Linked DNA regions of Homo sapiens: region 2 is linked to region 1. A link is a contact called in ENCODE Hi-C or POLR2A ChIA-PET data. All regions are on one chromosome and are shown on one strand. The core of a region is the stretch at or near the end of the contact, and the rest is flanking DNA. Distances in the headings are between cores, read along the strand shown. Region 1 overlaps SRGAP1 (SLIT-ROBO Rho GTPase activating protein 1). Region 2 overlaps SRGAP1 (SLIT-ROBO Rho GTPase activating protein 1).

Region 1 (6,873 bases), core at 4,053-6,552:
TCTTTTTTTCTTTTTTCTTTTAAATGGGGTCTTTCTCTGTCACCCAGCCTGGAATGCAGTGGTGCAATCTCGGCTCACTACGACCTCCACCTCCCTGCAACCTCCACCTCCCAGGTTCAAGCGATTCTCCTGCCTTGGCCTCTCAAGTAGCTGGGATTACAGGTACCCGCCACCACACCTGGCTAGTTTTTGTATTTTTAGTAGAGACAGGGTTTGCCATGTTGGCCAGGCTGGTCTCGAACTCCTGACCTCAGGTGATCCGCCTGCCTCGGCCTCCCAAAGTGCGGGATTACAGGCGTGAGCCACCATGCCCAGCTGAGCTCATACCTTTTTGTTCACATATCAAGTTATATAAATGTCTTATGTGGTCAATGTTCAAGTTACCAATTAATTAATTTAGTCCCTTAAGAATCAATGGTATAATCTGTAGCCTTTACTCAAGTGACTTCCTCCTGAAATTAACAAGTTTTTTGATAACCATCATGTATACTACTTGTATAAAATGAAGAAACTTAAAGGAGATTGTTACCAAAGGGTCTTGCTTAGTCTAATAGGAGAGAAAATTATCAAGGAATCTTAAAATGGGCATTCGGAAGCAGATAATTTTGATTAGAGAGACAGAATAAGTAATCTATTAAATATCATCTTAATTATGTACTGATGTAGCTATAATCTCAAACTTTTCACATAAAATCATTCTTTGATACCACTGGTTAAAAAAATTACAACAGATTGATTTCCTTATCCTAATCACCCCTTAAATTAAAAAGTGCCAAAGTAACATATTAATGTATAAACAAAATATTTAGAAGCCTTTATAAAAGATGTTGTAAGTACGGCCGTTATAAAATGATGTTGTTGTAAATATAATATATAGTAGCATGAATAAAATCTATCTATAAGGCTGGGAGCAAGAGGGAGAGAAACTATGTCATGAAAAAAGTGACAGAGTTTGATCCAACTTTAGGGCAATAATGCATAAAAGTACATAAGAAAAGGCTGGTAGGGTATTACAAAATATTAGTGGCATTTACCTCTGAGTGATAGGATTAGCATTTTAGTTTATGGATTGGTCACCATATGATTTCTGAGTTAAGTAGGTGAGTAGGAAAGGTGACAAAATTCTTTTCCTTTGTACCAACAGTGAGTTCCCAGGAAGGATAGCTGCAAACGCAATGCAGATATCCTAGAGAAGATGCTACCAAACGTTTTCATATTATCTAGTTAGCCTGTGGGTTATGGAGCAAGTAGCAAGTCTTGGGGTGGATTTGTCCTTTCAGTAATTAAACAGATCTACTCTTGTGGTTGACCACAAGTTGGATCTTTCATTCATTAAGCATTGACTGAGTCCTTCTGCACCAGACTCTGTACAAATGAATATACGAAAAAGAAATGGCAATGTTTCTTCCCTCAAAGAGCTTACAGTTCATTGGGAGAGACAAACAGATGCCTCCCATGCAACAATGCCCAAGATATTGCAGGGTATTGCAGGAACACAGACAAGGAGCACTTGCTCTAACATGAGCAACTACAAGCAATTTGGTATGGCTGGAATGTGAAGGATGGTGCAAGAAGTGGCAAGCACTGATGCTGGAAAAGTAGGTTGAAGTAGGATCATGGAGGCCTAGTCTACCATGGTAAAGAACTAAGACTTTGTCTGTCTGAATACTTGAAAAGTTTTACTTGTGAGGTAACATGCTAAGTAAAGAGAAACTTCATTGACTCCAGGGCATCCCTAATGTAAAAACAGTCTGCAAATCTGTAAATGCTACTGAAATGCCTTCTGTTTACAATAATCCTGTTTTACATATGGACATCAGTTGAATTAGAGTTCCTGCCCCAAAATTCCTTAAGCTACATTAGAAATCAAATTCCATAGATTAGAAATCATGTATCTTGGGCCAGGTGCAGTAGCTCATGCCTGTAATCCCAGCAGTTTGGGAGGCTGAGGTGGGTGGATCACTTGAGGTCAGGATTACAAGACCAGCCTGGCCAATATGGCAAGACCCCGTCTCTAATAAAAATACAAAAATAAGCCCGGTGTGGTGGTGGGCGCCTGTAACCTCAGCTACTTGGGAGGCTGATGCAAGAGAATCACTGGAAGCCGGCAGGGAGAAGCTGTAGTGAGCCAAGATCACACCACTGCACTCCAGCCTGAGCGACAGAGGTGAGACTCAGTCTCAAAAAAAAAAAAAAGAAAGAAATCACCTATCTTGATTTCCTTCACAATAAATAGTGGATGCAGAGTTGTGATGGCTAAGGAAATATAAAATGGAACTAAGACTCTTTCCAGCAAGTTTTTTTTGAAGAGTTTATCTATCATAACCAAAAGTATTTCTCTTAGAAAGGCCTATAAAATCAATTCAGATATTTGAGCAATCCCTTGTTCCCCAACTGATTTATTCAACAAATCTTCATTAAATGTTCTCTACGTACCAGGCATGATCACAGATCACTGCAGCCTCAGACTCCTGGGCTTAAGCAATCCTTGAAATTATATTCTTTAAGAACATATAACAGATAATCCTTAGTTGTGGCAGGCGTGGGAGCATATGTACGTGTACACGTTAGGGGAGCAGGGGTTGTGAGTGGCTTTTCCAAGGAAGTATCATTTGAGCTAAAATCTAAAGGATGATGTTACTTAGAGTTGTATTCCAGGTTCAGCCTGTGCAAACGCCCAGGAAGGGAAATGAATTTGTGCCTTCAAGAAACAAAGAGATGCCCAGAGAGAAGAAAATAGCTAGAGATGGCACTAGAGATATGGGCAGGAACCTGGTCATTCAGGTCATATCGTGGATTACTCATAAAGGCAATAAAGAAGTCTTGAAGGGTTTTGAACTTGGAGGTTCAAAGTGAGCCAGCTGCAGAGTCGACAATGGATTATTGAAAGATTAGAACAAATGCAGTTAGGAGATTACGACAGCACTCAAGGTGCAAACTGGTGGTAACGTAGCTGGCATTAGAGTGATCACGATGGAGATGGAAATAAATGAACACATTCTAGAGATATTTTAGAAGTAAACTGTCAGGTGGTGGTAATGGAGTGGTACTGGTGACAAGCTAGGGGGAGATATTAAAGATGACTACCAGATTTCTGGCTTGTCGAACCAGATGGATGGGCCACCACTCACTGAGATAAGGAAGAAGTTCAAGGGTGGGACAAAAAAGCATTTGTTCAGTTTTGTACATGTTTAATTGAAGGTACTTTTGAAACATCAACAGATGACATGTCAAGTAGGTAGCTACAAATACAATGAATATATATTCTCCATATTAAAAAAACTTTTCATTTTCTCCCCAACCCTACTCTTCTTTTCAAGGTCTTTCCCATTTCGTCAATGGATCTACATTCTCTGTTATTCACTCCCAAACCAGGATATTATCCTTAATTCCTCCCTTTTTCACACCTCCATCCAAACCATTTACAGGTCTCACTCACCAGCCTACCTTCAAACTATGTCCTGAATCTAGCTTCTCACCACCTTCTTCACCAACACTGACAGAAGCCAGAACTATCTCTTGCCTTAACTTCTGCATATCCAACTCATCTCTAGGGTCTCATTCTCATCATCCCCTATAATCCAATCACATAGAAGCCAACATATTTTAAAAACATTAATCAAATCACATTCCTCCCTTCTAATCGCCTTGTCATGTCTTCTCATACTCTCATATCAAGTCTAAAGTACAGTATTTACCATGGCATCCCAGGTTCTAGGAGAACTAGCCTCTCCACTCCTTCCCAACCTTGTATCTCCAGCTCACTTCTCTTTATTCACAAGGACTCTCTTGCTACTCCATGGACATCTCAGGATAATTTCAGCCTGTGTTTTGTTGCCTTGGAACATTCCACCCATCAGTCATTCATGGTTTGGTCGTTCACTTCATTCAGGTTTCTGCTCAAGTCACCTCTTCAGAGGCTATATCTCAATAGTTATCAGGAAATGTCAATGAAGACCACAATGCAATGTTATACCCACCAGACTGGCAAAAATTAAGATGTTTTATAATACCACGTGCTGATAAAAAGTGGGTCTGCTGGAGCTCTTAATCACTTATGAGTGGGAATGTAAACTGGTGATGCTCCTTCGGAAAACAATGCAGTCGTATCATGTGAACTTGAACACTGACATACCCAATAACCATGCAATTCCACTCCCAGCAATAGGCCATGGAGAAACTCCTGTATATGTGTGTTAATAGGAACACATGAAAATGTTCAGCAACATTGTTCAAATAGCAGAAAGCTGGAAACAATCCAAATATCCACCAACAGGGCAATGAATCAATTGATTCTGCATACTCACCCAACAACACATAATTCAGCTTTTAAAATGAATGAACTACAGCTACATGCAACAATGTCAAACAGTTATACTATTTTTACAAATCAAAACAAACAAGCAAAATTAGCTGTATAGTACTTATGAGCATATTTTTAAGGGATAAATAACATTTTTTAAAAAAAGGCAAGAGAAAGAAAAAAATTAGGAAGTAGTTGCTTCAAAAGATAGGCAGGTATATGGGATGGGGCAGAGCACAGATAAGTGCGACAGAATTGGCAGGGCTTTTGTTTGTAGATTAGGTGGTAAGTCATACATATGACACTGTTATCCTTTATAATTTTCAAACATAGTTGTGTGTGTGTGTATGTGTATATATATATATATATATATATGTAATGTTAAGTTAAAACAATTAAAATATTGGCCAGGCACAGTGGCTTACACCTGTAATCCCAGCACTTTGGTAGGCCAAGGCAGGTGGATCATTAATATACAAATATATATTAAATGTTAAGTTAAAACGATTAAAATATTGGCTAGGCATGGTGGCTCACACCTGTAATCACAGCACCTTGGGAGGCCAAGGCAGGTGGATCACTTGAGCCCAGGAGTTCCAGATCAGCCTGGGCAACATGGCGAAACCCTGTCTCTACAAAAAATACAGAAAGTAGCCAGGCATAGTGGTGTGTGCCTGTAGTCCCAGCTTCCAGTCCCAGGAGACTGAGGTGGGAGAATCACTCCAATCCGTGAGGCGGAGGTTGCAGTGAGCTGAGATTACACCACTGCACTCCAGCCTGCACCACAGAGCAAGATCCTGTCTCTAAAAACCAACTAAACAAACAAAAACACAAAAAACACCCCTCCCCAAAAAAACCAAAATACGAAATAACTAACATACCTCTTCTCTGAACTTCATTTGTCTTTATAGCACACGTCACTCCCCAAAGAATATATACATACACACTGACTCACACTCATGCACTCATTTCCTTGTTTATTTTAAGTCTCTCCCATTAGAATGCAAACTCCCTAACTGTGGAGTCTTTGACATTCTTGTTCACCACAGTATTTCCAGGCCTAGAAGAGTACTCGGCATATACAATAAATATTTATGGAATAAATGAATAAATGGATGAACAAATGGCCTAGATAGTGCAAACAAAGCAATAGAGCACTGGCTGGTGCAACGGCTCACGCCTGTAATCCCAGCACTTTAGGAGACCGAGGTAGGCAGATTGCTTGAGCCCAGGGATTCGAGACCAGCTGGGGCAACATGGTAAAACTTCATCTCTACAAAAAATACACAAATTAACTGGGCATGGTGGCACATGACTGTAGTTCCAGCTACTCAGGAGACTGATGTGGGAGGGTCACTTGAGCCTGGGAGGCAGAGGCTGCAGTGAACCATGACTGCACTACTGCACTCCAACCTGGGTGACAGAGTGAGGCTTGTCTTAAAAAAAGAGAGAAAGCAATAGAGCATAAAAGGCTTAGTTCATGAACCCTGAAGTCAGACACTTCCAGGTTCAAATCAAGGCTCTCATTAGTCTTCTTAGCTGGGTGACCTTGAATGAGTTGCTTAACTTCACTGGGTTTCCGTTTTCTCATCTCTAAAACAGGGTAATGGGGGGAGGAGGGGTTGTGATGATTAAAAAAAGAATTTAGCACTTTGTCCAGCACAATATTATTCTTGCACAACGACAGTGTAATTTCCTCATAAAAAGCGGCTTTTTATTGCTCAAGGACATAGCTTTGAGCAATCTGCATTCTTTACGCAGTTTTACTATGACTGATTTTGTCCACACCCAATTTTAAAATGTGAACCAATTGGGCATCCTATAGTTGTTGCTACAGTTTGCTCAGACTAAGGCCATGTGCTAGGGAAATCTTGTAGCCACCAAACTTCCAGTGAGTATGGCACAATATAATCTTGCATTTGTGCTAGCCACTAGCATAGGAAATCAGCAAGACGAGAATAGCAAAAATAACAGCCATTTATTCACGGTTTTCTGTAGGATAAACAACACAGACACATCATCCCATGAACTTCTCACAGCTAGCGTGGGAAATTGGTGTGTACAAGAATTACAGAAAGCAGGGTGGGAAATTGGTGTGTACAAGAATTACAGAAAGCAGGTTCATTATAAACTGTTTTCAAATTTGGGCCTAAGCAGGTTCTGAAATAGAGACCATATTCAAATAGTAATTAGAAATTCTTAAGAGTAGATTTGCACTATCAGCTATAATATATCCTTTTAAAACAAAACAGAAAGCAAGCTCTTTCACATCCTAGATGATGACTTATTTTATAGTAGTAAAACCCAGGGCCTTCGCTGCTGTGAAGCCCATGCAGTCCCTTCCAAAAATTATGGTAGCAAATTCAAAAGGAGCAACTGCGCAGTGCTGTTGACTCACATTGCTCCCAACACACTCACAATAAAAATGAACTTTTCAGTGAACTGACCTATATTTTCCACCCTGGACTCTAGCCAAGACCCAGGCATCCATACCTCTAATGGACCATACTGTCTTAGAGAGCCCTAGGTCTTTCTGGGAGTCTTTTCCAGTTCTGCTCAGGCTCCAGGTC
Region 2 (6,881 bases), core at 537-3,036, 60 kb before region 1:
ACCTTAATCAGCACCAAAGAATTTAAAGAATTTTAAGAATTTACCTTAAAGAGTAAAATAAATGATTGGTCGCATAAATTTGTGTCTGCTGCTCGGAACAGATCAAAGGGCCATGCAGACTGGCTCATGGATGTAATCCCAACACTTTGGGAGGCCAAGGCAGGTAGATCGCTTGAGCTCAAATGTTTGAAATCAGCCTGGGCAAGATAGGGAGACCCTATCTCCACACAAAAAATTAGAAATTAGCTGGTTGTGGTGGTGCATGCCTGCAATCCCAACTACCCAGGAGGCTGAGGTGCAAGGATCGCTTGAGCCCTAGAGCTTGAGGCAATAGTGGAGTTGTGATCACGCCACTGGCACTCCAGCCCGGACAACAGAGTGACACCCTGTCTCAAACAAAAAAGAACAAATCAAGGAAGCCCATGGTGCACTCGGCCCCACACTGCATGAATCCTGCCATGGGGCCGCAGGCGGCTGCAGCTAGAGGCACCACTGTCATCATGGGAACTACAGAACATTAAAGCTGGAAGTGGTGAAAGCGTAAGTGCAAGGGGTGAGTTTGAGAAAAACTGTGAGCCTTATTTCTGCATAAGACATTGCAGCTTCCTTCCTACCCCTAGATTCTCTGACAGTCTATTAAGGCTCCCACCCCTTTTTAGAGGCGTTTTTAGGTTAGTATTGACCTGAATCATTTTTTTTAGACTCAAGGTTCATTTTAGTTTAGGTGAACAAGCAATTATTGAGTTTCCATTTTGTGTTAGGCAGTGTCCTAGGCACTGGAGATACAAAGGTTTGTAAGACACAGGTCCTTCTTGTTAGGAAGACAAATCCTAAACCAATCATTTACACTCTGTTCACTGCCATAACAATGAAGTGCAACAGGAAGCTATGGAAAGAGGAGCAGAAACTGACTCAGACTGGAAGAGTGTGGAAAACATAATGCATTGAAGGGTAAGTAGGTTACAAGATACACGGCAGTAACCACCAAGAAAGTGAAAAGACAACCCATAGATGGGAGAAAATATTCACAAATCATATGTCTGATAAGGAACTTGTATACAGAATACACAAAGAACTCTTACAACTCAACAATAAAAACAAAATCTCAATTTTAAAAATGGACAGGCTGGGTGCGGTGGCTCACGCCTGTAATCCCAGCACTTTGGGAGGCCGAGGCAGGTGGATTATGAGGTCAAGAGATCGAGACCATCCTGGACAACATGGTGAAACCCCATCTCTACTAAAAATACAAAAATTAGCTGGGCGTGGTGGTGTGCACCTGTAGTCCCAGCTACTCGGGAGGCTGAGGGAGGAGAATTGCTTGAACCTGGCAGGCAGAGGTTGCAGTAAGCCAAGATCGTGCCACTGCACTCCAGCCTGGTGATAGAGACTCCATCTCAAAAAAAAAAAAAAAAAAAAAAAAGGTCAAAGGGTCTCAACAGACATTTCTCCCAAGATGATATACAAATGGCAAATGGCCAGTAGCATATGAAAAGTTGCTCAATATCATTAGCTTTCAGGGAGATGCAAATCAAAAGCACAATGGGGTGCCACTTCACACTCACTAGAATGGCTATAATCAAAAAGATTTAAAAAAAGTGTTGGAAGACAATGTGGAGAAACTGGAACTCACACATTGCTGGTGGAAATGTAAAATGATGCAGTCCTTTTGGAAAACAGTCTGGCAGTTCTTCAAAAGATTACACTTAGAGTTACCATATGACTCAGCCATTCTGCTCCTAGGTATACATTCCAGAGAAATGAAAATCTATTTCCATACAAAAACTTGCACGTGAATGTGTGCAATAGCAGCATTGCTCATAATAGCTGAAAGGTGAAAACAGCTCAAATGTGTATCAACTAATAAAGAGATAAAATGTGATATAGCCACACAACACAATACTGTTTAGCCATAAAAAGGAATGAAGTACTTATTTACAACATGGATGAACCTTGAAAACATAACTTTAGTGAGTGAAACCACTCACAAAAAACCACAGTCTATAATTTCATTCCTATGAAAGGTCCAGAATAGACTAATCTATAGAGACAGAAAGTAGATTAGGGGTTGCCTAGAGTTGGGAGGGTTGGGGAAAAATGGCTGCTAAGGGGTGCGAAGTTTCTTTATAGGGTAATAAAAATGATGAAAAATTGATTGTGGCTCTGGTCGCAAAACCTGGCATATGCCAAAAGCCACTGAATTGCATTTTTGAAATGATAAATCATGTGATATGTGAAATACATCACAGCTGTTATATACATTGAAAGATAGCTATATCACAATTCCATGAAATGTTGGTTGTTGATACCTTTCTGATAATGATGATAGCAGTAATAGCAACAAACTCCTATTTCCACACCCAGTACTTTTTGGTACTTTTTGTCAAATGTCCAACATGGGGACAAGCACTTTAAAAGGATTTCATGAGCCCAAAGGCACTTAATGGCATAGAAAAGATTTACCTAATAGAATATTAGGAAAGACTTTTCACCATGAATGCCCCAAAACTGCATAAAACAGCACAACCACTTTTAGGCGGAAAAATGTGATCTCTGAGGAGGCTGTAAGCAGTCATTATTTAAATCTAGGTCAAGACCTACTAAATAATCATAATGGCAGTTTTAATGGAGGCTAAAATTTACTGTTTTTTTTTAAATGACTATTATTTCATTTCTGTTCTACCAGAGCATCACTACGGAATGAATCAATACCAATAATCCAACAAGAACAATGCACAAAATGAGTGTGCTTTTCAAACTGCTGCAATTAATTTGTTAAAAAAAAAGAAAAAATGGTTCCTCTCAGCTATAAAAATCTGCTAATACTTGCCAAATAAAATGGAATTGCCTAGAAACAGACGAAATGAAGGAATGTCTTGCTATTGCTCTCAGAAAGGGAAGCCCTAACTCTTAAAATAAATTTGTGTGAAGCCACAAACTGATACATATTTCACGGAAAGATTGATCCACACTGGGCTGTTTCTCTAATATATTACTGAATGACTACGACCAGGACATAAAATTGATACGCTGGTGTGATACTCATGATCATCTAGCAAATAATATAATAACATTTCTAAAGTATCACAAATCATCTCTGTTATTTCACATTCTCATTTGGTCAGAATTTCCTTATGATACCAAAGGGGTCTACATTCTCTTAAGATGTATTATTACCTCTATCCAAAGGACAGAAGGGATTTTCCTAAATGACAGGGGAGAGCCACTGAAATGTCTTTCAGAGCAACGCAATGAGATGCCAACGGGCTCTATTGATTATTCCCATGCTCACAGCTCATGTGAATATTTATACAACCTGGTGACTGTTGATTAACTAAACACCAGGTGCAAATTTTGCATAATAAGCTTTTTTAGGCTAAAAATTTGGAGCAGGCAAAAATTCCATAAAAGTGAGCTTTTTTTTTTTTAAGTGAATCAACTGAATAAACAAAGGCAATTTCTCCACTTCACTAGAAATCTGAACCCAAGATTTATGCTTCTCTTATACTCTGCACATAAATTAGGAAGCGTCAGGATGTACGCTACTTAATTCAATTTACCAAATTGAATTCTGGATGGGTAGGAGATCTAGTCACAGACTAGGTCAGAAAGGACCCAGACTAGGTTAGGATGGACCCAGATTGGAGTTACAGTGTCACCTAATACAAGTCATGTGACATGTGGCAAGTCTCTCAACCTCTCGGAATTTCATTTTATAAAACAATACTTCCCACCTCACAAGGCTGTGCTGAGAATTAAATGAGATGATATAAGTGAAAAGCATGCTGCAATCTGTAAACCACTATGAAACAGATGGACATGTTATTATTACTAGCACCAGCGAGCTTTCATTAAAAAATATTTATTGAATATTTTCTTGTGCCAGGCTCCTTATTCGTGGACATAAATAATAGACTGAAAGTCATGAGTCCCATTCTCAGTGAGGAAGCAGAGGCAACACAGACAGATAATGAGAGGGGGCGACTTTCACAGCCTCAAGGTAAGAATGTCAAGATGCAGTGAGAGTCTGGGGCGGACATATCCATGGCTGGGCAAGAAGGCAAGGGCACAAAGAGGTGACCCTGAGATTGACTTACCAGGAGTCTGGCTGAAGGAAGTAGGAGAGAAGGAGAGTTATAACAAGTACTTCTCAATTGCCGAAATTGAATTCTGGATGGGTAGGAGGTCTAGTCACAGACTAGGTTGGAAAGGACCCCATGTGGCATGCTAAGGAGTCAGATTTTATTTCACAGGTCAGCTTTGCAAATTGGCTTGATGATAAAAACCACCTGGCGTCCTTACTAAAAATACCTGTGTTTAGGCTGGATATTTGGATCTTGTTGGTCTAGCAGGACCTCAATGGAGGATGCTTAGAAGCATCAGTGGGCAAAAATTGAACAATTTTAAACAAGGAAGATTTATAATCAGACTTACGTTTCAGAAGAGAATACAAATGAATAATAAATGCAATGCTAAGCATCCGACACCTTATGAAATAGAGTTTTCTTTGTAAGTTGTATGGTTTCCCCATTTGAATGAGGAATCACAGGGCAAAACAAATTAATAAAAACAACAAAAACCCTCACAAGAATGAATGGTATCCATATTTTCCCCTAAGCCTCTTATTATTATAATTATTTATGAATCACTCATTTCTGTCTTCTGGTGTGGAACTAATGATGATTTCCATTTAATCTGTTATCAAGGAGTAGAAGCTGATTTGTAGCTACATTGTGGAGAAATCTTAAGCACTGTGCTGCCCAGTATGTAGCTGCAAGTGTCACTGAGTACTTGCAAGGTGGCTAGGCTGAAGAGAAGTGTGCTGTGAGTGTAAAACACGCACAAAATTCTGAAATCTTATGAGAAAAAAAAGAACGTAAAATGTCTCAATCATCTGTATATTAATTCATGTTACAATCATAAAATTTTGGATATATTGTATTATATAAAAATATTTTAAAATTAATTTCACTTATTCAATGGTTTCTTTTTACTTTTTAAAATGTAACTCCTAAAAAATCTAAAATGACCAATATGGCTTTTGGACAGCTCTCCTCTAGGATATGAGGGAATTAGCAACTGAATTTGTTGTAAGTGGAGTCGGCAATGTGGAGTTCCTATAGGAACGGGTCCTTGAGGACTTGACAGGCTTAATCAGAAGGCAAAACCTATGCCCAAGGCAAACACAGTACAGAATACGGAGTGTCTGAACACTGTTTCTAGTCAGAGGAGGTGTAACACTGGAGAAGGGACGATTTCTTTGGAGCTCATGTTTCCTTAACTGCGAAGTGGTCATTAATAACTACCATGTTTCCCTTCCAAAGGTGATGGAAGCTTTCAATCAGATGAAATAGGAAAATACTTTCTCATTATGTAAAGTGTTGTGCTGGCCAATTATTAAATGTATAATGAAAAAAAGAAAAATACAAGTTCTAGATATGATGGTGCAGACTACTTAGTTTAAGGGACATTCAGGAAGGAAAGATCACTGGCCACTTGGGGGTCATCATCACAGATAGCTTCAGAGGGGTTGGCTCTGGACATGTAGGATTTGGGAGGCTGCATAAATGTAGGGAATGGAAATGTCATGCCTTAAATAAACTCAAAATGATATTCTTGATACCCTAGTCCAGAAGAGTTATTTTCTAGGAAGTTTAGGGTGGCTGAACCAAATGTAACTTTCCAGGTCACTGTCTTAAGGAAAATATGACTCCCTAAGGTCTTTTTCTACTTTAGAATTATGGTATCACCAGCAATTTAAGCAAACAAAATAGTACAACGAACATAATATAAAATCAAGTTGCTTTCATTCCAAGCTCAAAATCATAGGCTCATCTTAGAACTCTAGAGGTGACTAGCATATCTAAGGGGTAACAGAATTATAATAAAATCCTTTTTTGTATTAAAGTAAGACCAGAAGAAAAAAATAAATAAAAATTAAAAGAAAATAAGGAACTGTCTTCTCAGTACAGTTAATCCTCACTATTTCACATGTGAAAGTAAAGTAAATTTCAAAAAATTTCTGACACATAGAGGCTGTATTCATTATTCTAAGTCTTCATTACAATACCTTCATTTGTAATGATGTTAACCTCAATATTATTTTAAAATAAAAGCTTACTACAAAACTGTCAGTTTTTCATAGCTTTTGAAAGCCAAATATTATATTTTGGCCTACATAACATTTTTAGATAAAGTATGGAAAACAAACTTGCACTTTTTTTTTCATATGAAAGCTAGCCAGGATAAAAGGCAATAAATTAGAGTGTTCAATGACTGCAGTTGAACAACATTGTAGGAAAGGGCAGTTTAAAGAAGTGCAAATCTGAATGATCCACTATTGTACTTTTATTTAAAATGCACAGGAGGCAGGGTTTCATTAACTTCCCCATAATTAAGCAAGGACATTTCAGACCTTATTAGTAGATTGATTTTTACTACTACAGAAAGACAGTGTGTGGGAATTATTGATTTATAGAGAATACAAAGATTTACATTTTGGAATGACTGTGTTCCTGAAAAGCATTTGGAATGACTGTGTTACTGACAAAGGTTCAAGGCATTTGCCAAACATTGACATTCTTTCCTGATACAATTCAACATGAAGTTTCATGGAATATATATCAAAGTTTACACATGTTTTTCTCTGAATAAGTTTTAAAAATGGAAAACTTTTTTGGGAAAATATTGGAAAGGAAAAAAGAAAAAAAATGAAAAACTTTTAAACTAGTTTAAATCTTTTGCACTGAGTACTGAGTTAATTGCAAATTGAGCCTTTTTCAAATTAAAGCTATTTGTCTTATTGCAATAATTCCAATTTTAAAATGTCTACTAGAAAAGTTTAGACTTTTAAGCAATTTAACATTTATATCTAATAAAAG

Evidence for each region. A loop is a pair of places that touch in the nucleus more often than their neighbours do. ChIA-PET counts read pairs that join two places held with the same protein, here RNA polymerase II (POLR2A). Pooled maps may share reads with other maps.
Region 2: a loop to region 1 is called in a map of mammary epithelial cell, with 6 times the contacts of the local background. The contact joins two enhancer-like sites. A Hi-C loop is called at or near these places in 3 of 168 maps with a recorded cell type or tissue (MCF 10A, PC-3 and mammary epithelial cell) and 2 of 50 pooled maps. POLR2A ChIA-PET finds 5 or more read pairs at or near these places in 5 of 52 experiments (A549, BJ, MCF 10A and 2 more).

What each region holds. Positions count from the first base shown.
Region 1 is chr12:63,917,305-63,924,177 of GRCh38, reverse strand. The region is part of intron 1 of SRGAP1 (SLIT-ROBO Rho GTPase activating protein 1); the gene reads right to left. Among named protein-coding and RNA genes, the nearest start is that of SRGAP1, 76 kb to the right of the region's middle. RefSeq lists an enhancer at 4,532-5,320. Within about 2 kb of position 5,302, at least 11 of the 41 ENCODE cell types and tissues checked have a DNase peak (open chromatin) inside an H3K27ac peak, as active enhancers do; they include PC-3, PC-9 and mammary epithelial cell, where a contact is called at or near this core.
Region 2 is chr12:63,973,581-63,980,461 of GRCh38, reverse strand. The region is part of intron 1 of SRGAP1 (SLIT-ROBO Rho GTPase activating protein 1); the gene reads right to left. Among named protein-coding and RNA genes, the nearest start is that of SRGAP1, 130 kb to the right of the region's middle. Within about 2 kb of position 1,786, at least 5 of the 41 ENCODE cell types and tissues checked have a DNase peak (open chromatin) inside an H3K27ac peak, as active enhancers do; they include PC-3, PC-9 and mammary epithelial cell, where a contact is called at or near this core.